Linked DNA regions of Homo sapiens: all the other regions are linked to region 1. Evidence: read pairs that join two places in POLR2A ChIA-PET (ENCODE). Cell type or tissue: PC-9. All regions are shown on one strand. Links, peaks and the distances in the headings refer to the core of each region. The heading gives the core; the rest is flanking DNA.

Region 1 (5,364 bases), core at 102-5,101:
AGGTAAGGGACACTGTGCTTAGGTGCAGACAGAGTTCTGGGCTCCAGTCTGGCCGCCGTGACCTCAGCAAGTGCCTGCACCTCGCCAGGCCTGGCTTCCCCACGAGTGATAGGGAGAACAGCAGCAGCTCCAGCCATAGCACCCTGCACCCTCAGTGACACGTCTGTCGTCCTGCAACTGCTGCTGTCCCCGATGTTACTGCCATTTCCTGGAGGCAAGAAACCAATTCCCTGTGGGATAACAATGCAACCAACCACAAAATGCCTGTCTCCCCAGGAGCTCTCCAACAACTGTCTCACCAGAAATACTCAATCCCGGCACCAAACGAACCCAGAGAAATACATCGCAAGCCAACCTTCCCCTGTCCAGTTCCTGAAACTCCGAGAATTGCAAGGCAGCTGCCTGCCGCCCGAGCTTGGCCTGCTCCGAGGGACGGGACTGAGACGTGTGCTGGGCATGCTTCCCACATGCCTCTAATCAGGCTAAGTTTTATTATGATCCCCATCACAAATCGCCACGTAACGGGGCAGGCAGGGCGTGCCAGGGTGAAACGCGACCTGCAGCACCCCCAGTGTGGGCACACTGACTGGCTCAGATTCCTTCCCCTCCCCTCACCCTTGTCCAGAAAGCACCCCAACACCAGCCAGGGAACAAAGAGGAGGCAGACAGGAGCCAGAGAAGCTGGCAAGGAACCCCTCGATTTTTCGGAACTAAGAGAGCTTGTGAACGCCCTGGGCCGCGGGCTGCATGAAGCCCTTGTTAGTGTAAAATGAGACCAGGGAACGGGGGCCCTGAGCACCAGAAGGCCCGCGCCAGCCTAACACTAAGGCAAGAAACTGAAGGGCTAAACACAGAAGCTTTTTCTGGGCTTCCAAGTGGACTCAGCACATCCTGTGGTGGGATGCAGGATACTCCTGTTAGCTCCAGGGCTGCCTGTCCACAGAGCAACTCATCCTGCCCATTTCACCAACGTAGCATTTTATGGAGCAGTGAAATGGGCTGGAACTCATGACCTTCACAAATCTCTCTTTCTCTTTTATTTATTTATTTTTTTTTAGACAGAGTTTCGCTCTTTGCCCAGGCTGGAGTGCAATAGTGCGATCTTGGCTCACTGCAACCCCAGCCTCCCGGGTTCAAGTGATTCTCCTGCTTCAGCCTCCTGAGTAGTTGGGATTACAGGTGTGCGCCACCATGCCCGGCTAATTTTGTATTTTTATTAGAGATGGGGCTTCACCACGTTGGCCAGGCTGGTCTCGAACTCCTGACCTCAGGTGATCCACCTGCCTCGGCCTCCCAAAGTGCTGGGATTACAGGGGTGAGCCACTGCGCCAGGTCCTTCACAAATCGCTAAATGAGTTTTCCCAGAGCCAGTGAGGAGCTGCTGAGTTCTGAAAGCCTCCCCTGTTGACTTACTAGACCCGGAGCACTTGGAGACTGGCTCATGTTGGCAGTGCAGCCTCACAGCCCCCCAAAAATCCAGGCTTGGCCAGGTGCAGTGGCTCACATCTATAGTCCCAGCACTTTGGGAAGCTGAGGCAGGAGGATCCCTTGACCCCAGGAGTTTGAGACTAGCCTGGGCAACATAGGGAAACTCTCTACAAAAACAGTTGTAAAACTTAGCTGGGTGTGGTAGCACACGCCTGTGGGCCCAGCTACTCAGGAGGCTGAGGCAGGAGGATCCCTTGAGCCCAGAAGTCACTCATCCTTGTGCCCTCCACTCCAGCCTGGGCAACAGAGCAAGACGGTGCCTAAAAAAAAAAAAAAATCCAGGCTTTACACAGAAGGGCTTCTGGGAGCCTACAGCTGAATTAAGTGAGAAAGGGCAGGTACTGTCTGTTCAGGGGGGTACGTATTGCATACGACTGCCTCAGAAAGTCAAATTGCTTTGGGACTGGTGCCTCCTGCATAAGAGGTGGTCAACAAATCCTCGATGACTTGATTTCAGGACAGAGCACTGGAATGACTTCTGCAAAGTGAGGCTGTACATACTGCTTAGAAATGCTGCAAAGATGCCAATCTTAGCAAGGAAGATTGGAAGGGAAATGTTAAAACCGGGAGGGCACAGGGGTAGGTGAACCACTGTGTTCCATCAGCGAGGGGTCACGAAACAGCACTGAAAATAATTTCCCCGGAAGATGGCCTTCCACCTCCCACCAGGGATGGCTCACAGGTGGATGGTGTGTGGGCGACGTCAGCACTGCCAGTGAAACCACCCAGTGAAAGAAGCAGGGTGCAGATATGAACACAAATGACCCCATCTAAAAAGAATGTCTCTGTGATTTAGCTCACAGTAATGGAGTTAAGGGAAGTCGGGTGATTTTTAATTTCTTTCCGAGGCTCTATTTTCTACATCTTCTATGATACACATGTAACTCACCAACAGACAAAAGGACAATGGCTGGCCATACTTTAGAGTCACCAGGAGGCTTGAGTCTCAGCCCTCAGGTCTGCGGTGATGTCTGTGTTCTGCACGTGTTTTTCAACACAACCTACTTCAACTACATTCACTCTCAACAATCTGCAAAGGTAAAGGTGGCTTTGGAAGAGTGAAGCCGGGAAAAAGGCTTGTTCCCACTTTTTACGGAAGGAACTTCTCTCTGCAGTCTGTTCAGAAATAAGCTCCCCAAGCAAACGTGCAATGAAAGAAAACACACACTATCTAAAACAATTCACTTGAGCTTTATTTATTTTTTTTTAACAAGGTCTTGCTCTGTACCCAGGCTGGAGTGCAGCAGCATGATCACAGCTCACTGCAGGCTTGACCTCCTGGGCTCAGCCATCCTCCTGCCTCAGTCTTCCCAGTAGCTGGGACTACAGGTACATGCCACCATGCCCAGCTAATTTTTTGTATTTTTTTGTAGAGACAGGGTTTCACTATGTTGCCCATGCTGGTCTCAGACTGATGGGCTCAAGCGATCCTCCTGCCTCAGCTTCCCTCCTCCCTCCTCCATCTCTACCAAAAAAAGAAAAAATACAAAAAAACTGAAGGGATTACAGGTATGAGCCACCATGCTTCCCAGCACTTTGGGAAGCCTAGGCAGGTGGATTACCTGAGGTCAGGAGTCCGAGACCAACCTGGCCACATGGTAAAGCCCTGTCTCTACTAAAAAAATACAAAAATTAGCCGGGCATGGTGGTGCGTGCCTATAATCCCAGCTACTCAGGAGGCTGAGGCATGAGAATCACTTGAACCCAGGAGGCAGAGGTTGCAGTGAGCCAAGATGGCGCCACTGCCCTCCAGCCTGGGCGACAGATTGAGACACTGTCTCAAAACAAAAAAAAAACAAAAAACAAAAAAAAAAAAGGCCGGGCACGGTGGCTCACACCTGTAATCCCAGCACTTTGGGAGGCTGAGACGGGTGGATCATGAGGTCAAGAGATGGAGACCATCCTGGCCAACATGGTGAAACCCCGTCTCTACTAAAAATACAAAAATTAGCTGGGCATGGTGGCACACGCCTGTAGTCTCAGCTACTCTGGAGGCGGAGGCAGGAGAATCGCTTGAACCTGGGAGGCAGAGGTTGCAGTGAGCCAAAATCACGCCATTGCACTCCAGCCTAGCGACAGAGCAAGACTCCGTCTCAAAAAAAAAGAAAAGAAAAAAAGAAAAAGGAAAACTTTACAGAAAATTTAAGTTAATAAATGCAGTTTAAAGAAGGGAAGCTGGCCAACATCATGAGTCATCAGAGAGATGCAAATCAAAAACACTGTGGGAGACCACCACACACCTGCTGAGACAGCTACTGTCAAAAAACCAGAAAATAACAAACGCTGGTGAGGATGTGAAGGAACCGGAACCCTTGTACACTGTCGACGGAAATGCCAAATGGAGTGACTGCTAAGGAAAACAATATGGAAGTGCCTCAAAAAATTAAAAATAGAATTACCATATAATCCAGCAATTCCACCTCTGGGAATATACCCAAAAGAGCTGAGAGCAGGGTCTCAAAGAGATATCTGCACACCCAGGTTCACAGCAGCATTATTCGCAATAGCCACGAGGTACAACTCAAATGTCCATGGACAGATGAATGGATAAATAAAATATAACATATACATATAATGGAATATTATGCAGCCTTCAACTGTAACATGATAGGCCACAGCATGGATGAACCTTGAAGACACTATGCTAAGTGAAATATGCCAATCACAAAAAGACAAATATTGTATGATTCCACCTACGTGAGGTACCTGTAGTAATCAAATTCATAGCAACAGAAAGTGGAATGGTGGGTGCCAAGAGCTGGGGGAGGAGGAAACGGGTACAGAATTTTCATTCTGCAAGATGAAAAAGGTGTGAAGATTCTGCTGTACAACACTAAGGCAACTGAACTGTATGCTCCAGATGGTTAGGATGATAACATTTATATTATGTCTTTTACCACAATTTTAGAATTTTTTTAAAGGCAGTGGGGGAAGGCCATAATGAGTAGCCTATTTTGTTGTCTTCATGTAGTCTCTGAAGAAATTTGTGTCCGGTAACTCACGCTGCAGCCATCCCCACATCTACCTTCTTTCAATCTGGGCGTGATAACCTACAGAACAATTCCAACGCAGTTAAAAAAAAAAAGTCAACCCTCTCTCCAATTGCTTTTACGAGGCAAAAAGTGATCCTGATCCCCAGCGCTAATAAACAAAAAAGAAAACGACACATAAATCCCATCTGGGAATACAGACATGGAAACCTACGCAACAGAAGTCAGCTGAAGAGTGCACCCCAATTAGCTGGAATTAGCGGCGGAATGCAAGGCGGGCGCCCCGAGGGAAGGCGCTCCAGGAAAGGAGGGTGACTCACTGTTCACTTTCTATGTGTCTGTAATGTTTGGAATGACTACAAAGGCTTTTATTATTCCTACAATAAAAAGAGTTATGCACACCCGAAGTTTTGTAAAACCATGATCTCAGAAATGATACCACTCAAGACACGTATTCCAAAGGAGGTAACTGTCTAAACTGCTCATTTTCAATCCCAGTTGGGCCTATCGAGTCACCTAGGATGCTTTTAAAATTAAAAAGCCAGAGGTCCCAGTTCCAGGCCAATGGAATCTCTAGGGGAAGGACCTGAGCAGTATCTTTAACCTTCACAGTTGATTCTGATGCACAAAGGAGAAGTCCCGCCAAGGTTTACAGAGGGGTTAAGGCTTCTCTACATTTAAGATTCCATCCGGCCAGTCCTTCGGCATCAGCGTTCCCAAATGTTTTGAGTTCTGACCAATACGGCTACAACTAAAGCAGAAGCGCTCTAGAAACAAAGGGGGAGTGTGAGTGAGTGTGAGAGTGTGTGTGTAAGAGTGTGAGAGTGTGTGTGAGTGAGTGTATTTGTGAGTGTGTGTGAGTGACAGTGTGAGTGTGTGTATGAGT
Region 2 (5,364 bases), core at 92-5,091, 58 kb before region 1:
CATGTGTTACGGACTGAACTGTGTTTCCCGAAACTCCTATGTTGAAGGTCTGTCCCCTAATGTGATGGCACTGGCAGGTGGGGCAGTGGGGAGTAGTTAGAGTTAGAAGAGATCATGAAGGTGGGGTCCTCATGATCAGATCAGCGCCTTTATTTGAGACACCAGAGAGCTTCCGTTCTCTCTCCCTCTACCACGTGAGGACACATGAAGCCAGGAAGAGGGCCCTCCTAGGAACAGAGTTGGCCAGAGCCTTGACTTTTGACTTCCGGCCTCTGGAACCGTGAGAGATGAGCCTCCCTTGCTGGGCCACCGGGGCTGTGGTGCTTGAATGCAGCAGGCGGCAGGAGAGGAGGGCATGGTGGCCACCTCTCTGGGGAGCGGCAGAGCTGCCCTGCTGGGGGCCCTTCCCTTAAAAAACACCTACCTGAGCCCAGCCCCGCCGTCTCTCCTACCCAGCAGTGTAAGGAGGGGCAGAGTGGAGGCCAGCACTCACCCAGGCCAGTTATTCACAGGAAGGAATGAAGCTGTTCTCCCCAAACTGGGTGGTCACAGATGTTTCCATCTTTCCCCATGAAGTTACGACGGTCAGGTCTGTGTGCTTATTCCCTATTCCCGGCCCCTGAGAACTACGCCTTGGGGAGAACCCCGGACGCCCTGGACCGAGACTCCCTGGCTGGCAGTGACGGTGCTCATGCCAGGAGGAGGCCTCCTTCCACCCCACACTCCACCCCTCTGCTGGGGTCTGGCACGCTGAGGCTCAGCGCTGACGGCACAGCACCCTCGCCCCCTACCAGAAGCAGTGACCAAGTAGCTCTGAATGCACAGCCTGCGTGTAGAGCTGGATGAAGGGGTCTTGCCGCCACGTGAGAGACCACCCTACCACAGCCAGGCAGCCCGGCAGCCCCGAAATGCAAGGGCCACGTGTGCAAGCCCCCGGGCTGCTTGGAGGCCACTGTGGAGACCCCAGTGATGGCCACCTCCAGAGCAGCCTGACTTCAATAGGCTGAGTGAGGAGTAAAAATCCTTCCCATACAAAAATGCGGGATCATTTACTGAAGAGAATCGATGCAGAAAGAAAATGAAGAGACCCATGAGTGGGTGAGGGGAGGAGCTTCAGGACAATCTCCAGCCCACAACTGGTACTTGCCATGTGGCCTTTCACGTGTGACGGTGACAGTTCCTGCCTGAGAGTCTCCATCTGACTGCACCCGAGGAGGAGGAAAAATCAGGGGGTGTCAGCTGTGAGGGCAACTGGAGCCCACCTGCCCATCCTGTCAGGGACTGGGGTGCTCCCACCCCCACCAGTCCAGAGCTACTCCGAGGACTGCGCCGGGTGAGGCTCTGGGTCACAGTGGCCAAACGAAGACTCCTGTTAATCACCAATGTGTGCTCTTCCCACTGGGCCCACAACTCTCCTGCAGAAGGGAAAGGGTTGCCTCGGCCACCTCGGCCACCGCGCCGCCTCATGACTATAGCATTGCCTGGTTTCACATTCATGCCAGGAGGAATTATTTCATGGAGGGTTAACAAAAAGTCCATCTGGGCACAAGAGGGAGGCATTCCCAAAAGCTTCCAGGCATGTCCTGGCTCTGCAAAGCTGTCAGCAGAGATGGGCATCAGGCATCTGGGGCTCCACGCAGGCTGCTCAGGGCATCGCCAGCCCTGGTGGGGCCTAGGGCGGTAACAGGAACTGTTACCTGGAGAGCACGACTGGCCACCTAGTGGGGCCCAGAGAGCTGCCCATAGAGGGTGAGATGCCAGTGAGTGTTCAGTGAGAAGGAGGAGGCCCAGAGGCCTGTGGAAGGCCTAAGAACAGGTGGGCACAGTGAAGACCTGGCCCTGCAAGTGTGGAGGGGCTAGAGGGATGGAGGGGCTGTGGTGGAGCCCACAGCAAAGGCGGGAGGCCAGGTAAGCTGGCGGAACGCGGTGGTGAAGGGTCAGTCTTGTCCAGGAGACCCTGGGAAGCCACTGCAGCTTTCCGATTGAGGAGGAGAACTCTGGCTGTAGAAAAGGGCAAGATGGAAGCAGCAATGTCGTTTTCTTTGAAAACTACTGACATATGGCCTCCAGCGCCCTGGGAGCAGAAGAAAGAAGTCACAGAACTGCACACGTGCTTTCTGGAGATGCACCAGTGTGTGTGTTTATTATTGATGATGGGGTATGGCCACTCCCCTGAACCAGTGATGAGACAAAAAGCTAAAGTGTTTGCAGTTCTAGAAAGAGATCTGCAGTCCTCTCCCCATAGAGGAAACCATTCAAGGAAGACGAGTCAACAACTGTGGACTCTGCCACCCTCTCCCCTTTTCAGGCCGAGAGAAGCCAAGCAGGGAAGTCCCACTCCCAGGGCCCAGAAGCCATCATGTTCCCACGGGCACCACTGAGCTCACTCACAGGCAGCCCTCCCCTCCACATAGCAGGTGGGAGACGTGTGTCCTGTGGTCCTCAATGCTCTGTAAATCCCCAGACTGACAGCTTCCTCCCCAGGGCCAGAGGGAGGCCATCCTTGAGTGTAGCTGTAACACCCATCCAGACATTCAGGGGTGAGTAACAGAGGTGCCCCCTGTCCGCACCCTTGGGGCCGTTTTTACAGTACAGAAAGAGGGCAGCCAGCCCTGGTGTGGACTGAGTGCAGAGGGCTCTCCACTCCCAAAACCTTCCTGAGCAGGTGGAGTCACACCGAGGGCTGAAAGGGAAGCTCTGCTCCTCCAGACACCACTGCATCTACAGGGGGCTGGCACGGGATGGAGAATGCAGCCAGCATCCCAGGGCTGCCCTGTGTGCTCCTCACTGGGATGTCAGCTCTGTCCTCTTTCCTACAGCAGAATCCTCTCCCCTCCCACCCCTCCTCCTCCTCCCAGCTCAGCCTGGTGTGGCCACGCTCACTGGCCACCTCTGGGTGATAACCTCTCAATCTCCCCTGGATCACCCACTTCCCCCGATGGATTCTAACGGCATCTAACAACAGACGTGGACGCTGACGGTTATGTGTCCTCCCCTTACAGCACAGGCTGCGCTCATAGCTCCACCAGGCACCATCCCACTGCGTCCTCAAGGGCCCTAGGCAGCAGGTACCAGACTTGGCTGCACTTTACAGATTCCATGAAAACGGGCTTGGAGAGATCACTAAAGCAACTTGCCCAGGGTAACGCAGCCAAGATGTGAGCCTGACAAAACACTCTCTGCTCCCAGTCTTGCTAACTATTTCTTCCCACGCCCAGAGTTGCTCAGGCCTTCGCTGCCAGTGGCTGCTGGGCCCCTGGAGCTCCTCAAGCTCCTCACCATCCACCTCTGGTGAGCCCTTGATTTTCTCAAAGCCATGCTGCTGCCCTGCTACAACACTTCTGGACAGTGCTCACCGCTTTTAAAAAAATCAGTCTGCTCTCCCCTGGCCTGAGATGAAAAGACCCCCACTACTCAGTCTCCACCTGTACCTCCAGGGTTACATATTGCCGATCTCAACCCTTCAATCAATCACTGGCCACATTCGCTGGAACTTGCTGTGTCTCCAGCTGGCCCAACACCGTCCACCTCTGCATTGTTCCTTCAACCTCACCCAAGCTTCCAGGAAGCCCATCTTCTCTCTCCTCATCTCTTAGCTCCGCTGATTCCCAGCCCTGTGAGGTCCTAGAGTGACCCATCAGTGCATGGACTGTGGAGCACAGGTAGCCCAGAGCCCACGGCCCAGAGCCTCAGATCCGACTCGCCCATCCCGAGTGCCGCACCCGTGAACTGGTCCTTGCTTTATTAGAAAAGGAGTAAAAGGCACAATGCTGTGATTGACTTTATAATGAGCTCCCGAAGGTTCATTATGCTATCTTTCCTAAAATTATGTACTTGTATGAAAATGTGCACAATAAAACATTTTTAAGATTAGAAAATATTAGGAAACATACATTAGCTACCTTCCCAGGCACGTGCCATGAGAGAGAATGGTGTGTTTGTGGGTGTGGCTATCTCCCCTTGGCTAGGAAAACTGCTAAGGAGCCACCAACTCAAATGCCCAGGCAGCCTGAGCCCCCTCAAAGCACAGGTGGACATGGCTGCATTCCCATTCTTTTAACAAGTGGTTCCTGAACCTCAGACTCAGACACCCACCTGCCCACCAAGCGCTCCCTTCAGTACCTAAGGTGCATCTTGAATTTCCTGGATCCAAAGCCAACTCTGGAGCTTGCCCCAAACCCCTGCCCCTGGCCTCACCCATCTCAGCCATGCACGGCAGCTCCATCCAGCCATCCAAGAAGCCCAGCATCCCTCTCCGTCTTCCCTGCCCCGTCCCTCTCTCATGCACTCCTGGTGGCTCCACCTGCAGAACACAACCTCTGGCTGACCTCTCCCCAGCACATCCACACCACCGTCATCTCTCGATGCAATTACAGTCATCAGCTCCTCTCCAGCAGGCCTGCCTGCGGCCTGGAGTCCACCCCTCAATTAGCAGCCGGAACATTTTGAAAAGTCAGTCAGACACCCTCCAGACTCTGTTTGAAACCCTCCAAAGGCTCCTGGGCTCTCATCAGCAGCTTCCAGTGCCCTAGAAGCCCAACATCATCAGCCCCTGTCCCATTTCCTGCTGTTCTCTGCCTTCCTCCACTTGACTCTTCTGGTCTCCATGAAGTTCCCCAGGTACCAAGCCCCTCCCACCACGGGGCCTTTGCACATGCAGTGCTCTCAGCCCAGAAGGCCCCAGCCTAGACACGAGATGCTCTCATCCCCTCACTTCATTCAGGTCTTTGCTCAAATGTCAACACAACCGGCCCTCACCCCATCCTCTTTCTCTGCCCTTTACCACCGCTAGACACACCATGCACAGACTTGTCCCTGGCCCAATTTCTCCATGAGAATCTGAGCATTCCCAGGACATAAGACCATCTGTTTGTCTTTTTCTGCTCCTGTCATGTGCATGGTTGGCTCTCAAACCCGAATGAATGAACGAATTCGGTTTCAACAAAGATGACTGTTTCAGAGGTAACTCGGTAGGTATCTCTGGGATAATCTTTAAGGGAGCCAAATGGCTGATGTGATAGGATTATACTCAGGAGACTGAATTTAGGAATTCTACTCTGTTCCTGAAACCTAAGCCACACATTCTCAAAACACCAACAGGTTCCCTTGGTGGGCACCTCGGGTTTACCTGGACAGCCCAACAAGCTTGACCACCGTCTACTCAGCAGGTCCCAGTGGTCACTTCTCCAGGACAGCCTGCAGTTGCAGGGCCCACCCTGGGCAGGACAGCCACCACTGGATCTCAAGACCCCCTAGAAGAGCAGGCTCCATCTCACCTCTTCACCTCCCAGCCGGGGTCAGGTCTAGGAAGACAGGAAGGCGCATTTGAGCTCATAACTGATAAGTTTTTCCTTTTTCTGTGCA
Region 3 (5,364 bases), core at 126-5,125, 63 kb after region 1:
TAAAGGCCCTCTTCTTCCTTTAGGTGGGGCCACAAGGACATTTATTTCTCCCCTTCCTTCTTGGACAAATGCTTAAACCAGCCCAACCCCGAAAGGCTTGGCAAGGTTTCCCCTCTGCAACCAGCCCAACTCTGACTAGGTGGTTCATTAGAAATAAATCTCCTCTTGTTTCTGAGCCTTTGAGCAGGTACAGGTAATTCTGCCTAGACCTTGGCCTTTGTCCTTGTTTCCATCCCTGCAATGGGTCCAGTGGCCCTGTCTCACTGGGGCTTGGTGTCTCCATCCCAGGGACCCAAATCTAACAAATCTCTGTGCTGTCCTCCCTCCACCCAGACCAGTGTTAACTTCCTGCCTGATGTCTGACCATTTCCGTCCCACATCAGTGCCCCCTGCACCATCTGGCCTTGGAATTCCTGAGCCATGTCTGGGTGTTTTTGTGCATCCCTTGAACATGGGGGCTCCCACTGGACTCAGCATCTCTGTAAGTTCCCCCAGCATCTGCCTTGCCCCAGTGCAGAGTCTAGTGCCAAAGCCAAGTCCTCTCTCCAGCCAAACCGGCCCTTCCTGCCAGAAGCCTGAGGCTGGGAGTGAGTCATGGGATAATGTGGAAGATCAGTTAGCATTTTAAGAGCTCACAAATGTATTCTGCTTCAGACAGCATCATAAAAACCAAGTGGTTGGCTAGGCACAGTGGCTCACGCCTGTAATCCCAGCACTTAGGGAGGCTGAGGCAGGTGGATCACTTGTCAGGAGTTCAAGACCAGCCTGGCCAATGTGATGAAACCCCATCTCTACTAAAAATACACAAATTAGCTGGGGGTGGTGGCACGCACCTGTAATCCCAGCTACTAGGGAGGCCGACATCGTGCCACTGCACTCCAGCCTGGGCGACAGAGCGAGACTTGGTAATAAAAAACAAACAAACAAATGAAAAACCCCAAATAGTCTAGGTGAACACAATAATTAACACTAAACAGACACTTGGCAAGCACCGACTATGTCCCAGCATGCTTAGGTTTATTATCTTTAACCCTTAGAACATGGAAGTGTTAGGTATGGTGTGAATTTAGACTAACTGTGTAAGTACAGCCATGCATGAGCACCAGCAGGGTGACCCAAGGTGAAGCAGCATCTCCTGGTTGTTTTCAAATAAAATTTTAATAAAATTTATAAATTTAAAGTTATTGGTTTATCCAGGTGTATTAGTGGTCTGGCTATGTATACTGTGTCAACTTTTTCATGAAAATGCTTTGGTCATTCTAGTTCAGTGGCAGAAAGCACAGTGCAAAACGGCAACAATGATATTAGCGACAAAACCTTGGGATGGGTCGTTAGAGAAGATCAAGAAACAGATGAAAGTTGGCTTTCCTAAGGCCTTAGTGTCTGCATGTCTTAGAACGGCCAAAGGACGCTGACACTCTATCTGTGAAGCTCACAGGAGGCAGAGGACAATGACCTTGGCAGGAGTTAGGTGTCCCCTGAGGTATTTTAGAATCAAGTCTCTCCAGGGGCTGCTATTCCAGACTCAAGAAGGATACAAATTTGCACTCTTCCTGGTGCTTTTAGATAGTGCTTATTTAGCAAAATCAGATACATTTTCAGATGCAGAAATTATGCTTTGGAGAAACTCTTCAAGGCAGCTGGTGGTTAACACCTTGGGTGAGCTCATCCAGGAAGTAGATGGTTATTCATGGGTGGGAGACCCAGGAGAGTAGCAGAGTGCAAGAATCCACTGGATTGATGGAGAATAGTCTCTTTATTAAAAAAAAAATGGAGCATTGCAATTATTTCAGTTTAGTTAAATCTAGAATAAAATTAGTGCCACTTACTTTAGCATAGTATTCTAATGAGAACGTGGCTATGGAAAGGATGGATTAGAGAAGTGTTATAACTTGTATCTGGGCTTCTATCATTTAATACATAAACCTACAATATGGTGGCAAGCCTACCGCAGCCTTGGGTGGCTTCCAAGGCTTGGCTCTTGTCATATTTACTCCCAATAATGACTTATGAAGTCTATTGTTAAATAGAAAGATGTTTCGCACAGTTAATGGCAAATAAAAACAAGTTAATTTTAGCCTCACTGGCCATTGGTCCTGAACTTCTAGTTAAATGCTTACTGCTAGTTTGTTAATCATGGTAACAGAAAATTTTTAGCTATGTATTTTATGAAAGAAGAAATGATGTTTTAGACATCCAGTTTAATACATCTAAGCAAAAGCTGGTGATTTTAATTTTTGTGCTAGTAGAAGAAATGGTTACTTAAAACAGCTTCAAATCCCTGATTATTGAATGATCATGGAATCTGCATTTGGCAAAGCCATCATTTTACAGAGTCAGCTCTTTCAGAGGTCACTGGCAAATGAGAAAAAAGACTGTCGGGTTTCAGACAAGTGCCCCTGAAGGTGCCCTGCACAGAGGTTGGCACAAAATGGGCCCACAGAGCAACAGGGGTAATAGTTATCCTCTGTCCTCCTCTCACGTAACAAAATGCCCTCGTCCAAAGCAAAGCACAGCCTCTCTTTTCCTGCATCTCCTGACTCCCAAGGTGAATCTGCAAGTCCATCACCTCCTGGATCTCTCTGTGACAGCGACGGTGATGACCCCACATGGCTTCCTGAAAGTGGATCTTCGGGGCCTTGGCTCTCCTCCCAATCCCCCTCCCTCATGGACTCCCATTCCTGTTTCTCCTAAACTTGCAAACACTAGGCCTGCCACCTGCCAGGAAATCCATCCAGGCCCTTTCCCTGGAAGCCAAGTGCTACTAATAAGTTTGAATGACTTTTTTGGGGCCATCTATCGTTTTTCTTTTGTCAGTTGCTTGGTGTCATTATCTTTCAATTTTCCTTTAGGGATAATTCTAAAAACCTTATTTTTTTTTGTTTTTGTTTTGTTTTGTTTTGTTTTCACACAGTAGTGGCACTATGGTTTGAATCTTTGGTTTGTCATGTCTGTTGCAGATGTATTTTTGCTTTTAAATTTTATTCATGGAATTTTTGTTTTGTTTTGTTTGCTTTATAAATAAGTGATTTTTGAATGTTGTCAAAGCCAATGCTCACTTGGGGATTGGGTGTGCCTGGCCCTGGTACAGTGGGATCTGTATCCTAAACAACAACTGTTGTGACTGAAACTATTTGGCTTCCTGGAAAAAAAATCCTCACCTCTTGCTCGACATCCTCAAAACAAAAGGTGATCATGTCCCAACACTAGGGCAGTGTATATGCTGTGCTGCGGCCGAGGCTAAAGGGGTACGTGGCTCTGGGGTGGAGAACCGGGAGACAGAGGTGCTTCGATGAGAAGAAAGACATTGATTACCTGGTCAATCCCTGTCTCATGGCAGGTACGCGTTCAATCAGTTCTTGCATGCTCAAGCACAATCTCTTGGTTGGGTTGCATGTCTGTTTTCTTGCTTCTTTGCCTGGATTCAAATTCTTGAATCCGGAGATCTTTTTAGATAGGAATATTTATAAGGATTAAAATAATTTCTGTACAAACAATATTTTATATATACACACATACATTATTCTCTCTATAAGATTTATACCATGGCCAGGTGCGGTGTCAAGCCTGTAATCCCAGAACTTTGGGAGGCCAAGGCTGGTGGATCACCTGAGGTCAGGAGTTTGAGACCAGCCTGGCAAACATGGCGAAACCCCTTCTCCACTAAAAATACAAAAATTAGCCCGGCATGGTGGCACACGCTTGTAATCCCAGCTACTGGGCAGGCCAAGGTGGAAGAATTGCTTGAACCTGGTAGGTGGAGGTTGCAGTGAGCCAAGGTCACACAACTGCACTGCAGCCTGGGTGACAAGAGCTAAATTACATCTAAAAAAAAAAAAAAGATTAATACCATTTCTATATATATAGTATTTTGTACACATATATATCTAAACACAACAGGTGTGAAGCATGAGATTCCCTTTCTTCATATTGGCAACAAGGACTGTGATTGCTAGGATTGGAAATAGTATCATTTTTATTATTTAGTAAGATTTAATTAACAAAAATAAATTTAAAATTTTATCTTTGCACAAAAAATTTTGATTGAAAATTCTGATAGCCACTAATTAAAACTTTGCCTTTTAATTGTAATAAGTTATCACAGATATTTTAGAAGAAAAATATTTTTCAAAAACTAATTAAAATAATTTTAGATTTTTTTTTTTTTTGACAGAGTCTTGCTCTGTTGCCCAGGCTGGAGTGCGGTGGCATGATCTTGGCTCACTGCAAGCTCTGCCTCCCGGGTTCACGCCATTCTCTTACAATAATTTTAGATTTTAATATTCATTCAATGTATATTTTTGAAGAAGAAAATTCAAATTTTGTACACTTAAAATGCCATTAAGTTTTGCTTTATAATCCTTTGGATTGTTAGAGTCAATGGAATATATAAATTATGTTAAAAAATTTAAAATAATGTAGTGATTTTTACTGAAGTGAAGGCAAGAAAATAATTTTTTTTTTTTTTTGAAACAGAGTCTTGCTCTGTCATCCAGGCTGGAGTGCAATGTCGCCAGCTCGGCTCACTGCAACCTCCACCTCCCAGGTTCAAACGATTCTCCTGCCTCAGCCTCCCGAGTAGCCGGGACTACAGGTAAGCGCCACTACACCCAGCTAATTTTTTGTATTTTTAGTAGAGGCGGGATTTCACCATGTTAACCAGGATGGTCTCCATCTCCTGACCTCGTGATCCATCCACCTCAGCCTCCCAAAGTGCTGGGATTACAGGCATGAGCCACCGCACCCAACCCGAAAGTAATTTGTATGAATGAAATATAACATTTTATTTGTTATTTATGCTTGTTTTACGACTTGCCCACATATTGATGGCTCAGCAACAGAATACCCAAACACAACACAATCATTATGACATGCAGTCTTTGATATTTTGCTAACTTCCAATCTTAAAAAGCATAGCTTTCTATGAATTTCATGTTTTTGTTTTATGACAGTATAGAGAAGGATAAAACATCTTTAATTTAACAATCTGTTAGCTTGATTTATAATTTCAGATCCTTACACACGTGTTATATGAGCTACCGTTTCCACCCTAGGTTGCTGGCCTTGTCCCTGTCTGGCTGCCCTGGTCAAAACTCTCCTGTTGACATGCGTGTCTTTTGTGTTGTACTTAGAAGTCCCTATTTGGCCTTGATTTAATACAAATCTTTCTGTTGTTTTCTTTCCTATTATTTTCATGACTTTGTTTTATATATTAAAATCATTAATCCATCTGGAACCCATTTTCATTCAAGATAAAAAAAAAAAACAAACTTAACTCTGTGTCTGAAACTCAGCCAATTATGCAAACATGATTTGCTGGAAAATCTCTCATTTTCTAACTAGTTTGTAATTTTGCCTTTATAA

Evidence for each region. Peaks named below come from ENCODE experiments on the same cell type or tissue, not always from the same donor. Only the 100,000 strongest peaks of a DNase experiment are listed, where the experiment ranks them.
Region 2: POLR2A ChIA-PET joins it to region 1 with 14 read pairs; 7 of 35 experiments call an interaction of 5 or more read pairs at or near these places.
Region 3: POLR2A ChIA-PET joins it to region 1 with 12 read pairs; 2 of 35 experiments call an interaction of 5 or more read pairs at or near these places.

The regions. Positions count from the first base shown.
Region 1 is chr2:234,970,055-234,975,418 of GRCh38, reverse strand. All of the region lies in intron 1 of SH3BP4 (SH3 domain binding protein 4), which reads right to left. Among named protein-coding and RNA genes, the nearest start is that of SH3BP4, 21 kb to the right of the region's middle. RefSeq lists enhancers at 1-146, 147-714, 715-1,282. In PC-9, for the core only: no CTCF peak of the experiment used is centred there; a DNase peak (open chromatin) is centred at 4,828; H3K4me3 peaks cover 666 bases; H3K27ac peaks cover 1,535 bases.
Region 2 is chr2:235,028,126-235,033,489 of GRCh38, reverse strand. The region is part of intron 2 of SH3BP4 (SH3 domain binding protein 4); the gene reads right to left. Among named protein-coding and RNA genes, the nearest start is that of SH3BP4, 79 kb to the right of the region's middle. RefSeq lists an enhancer at 1,702-2,330. In PC-9, for the core only: no CTCF peak of the experiment used is centred there; no DNase peak of the experiment used is centred there; H3K4me3 peaks cover 822 bases; H3K27ac peaks cover 967 bases.
Region 3 is chr2:234,906,688-234,912,051 of GRCh38, reverse strand. It overlaps LOC105373937 (a long non-coding RNA gene), which reads right to left. Exons shown (of 4, transcript XR_924000.3): 2 at 3,316-3,446. Among named protein-coding and RNA genes, the nearest start is that of SH3BP4, 43 kb to the left of the region's middle. In PC-9, for the core only: no CTCF peak of the experiment used is centred there; a DNase peak (open chromatin) is centred at 591.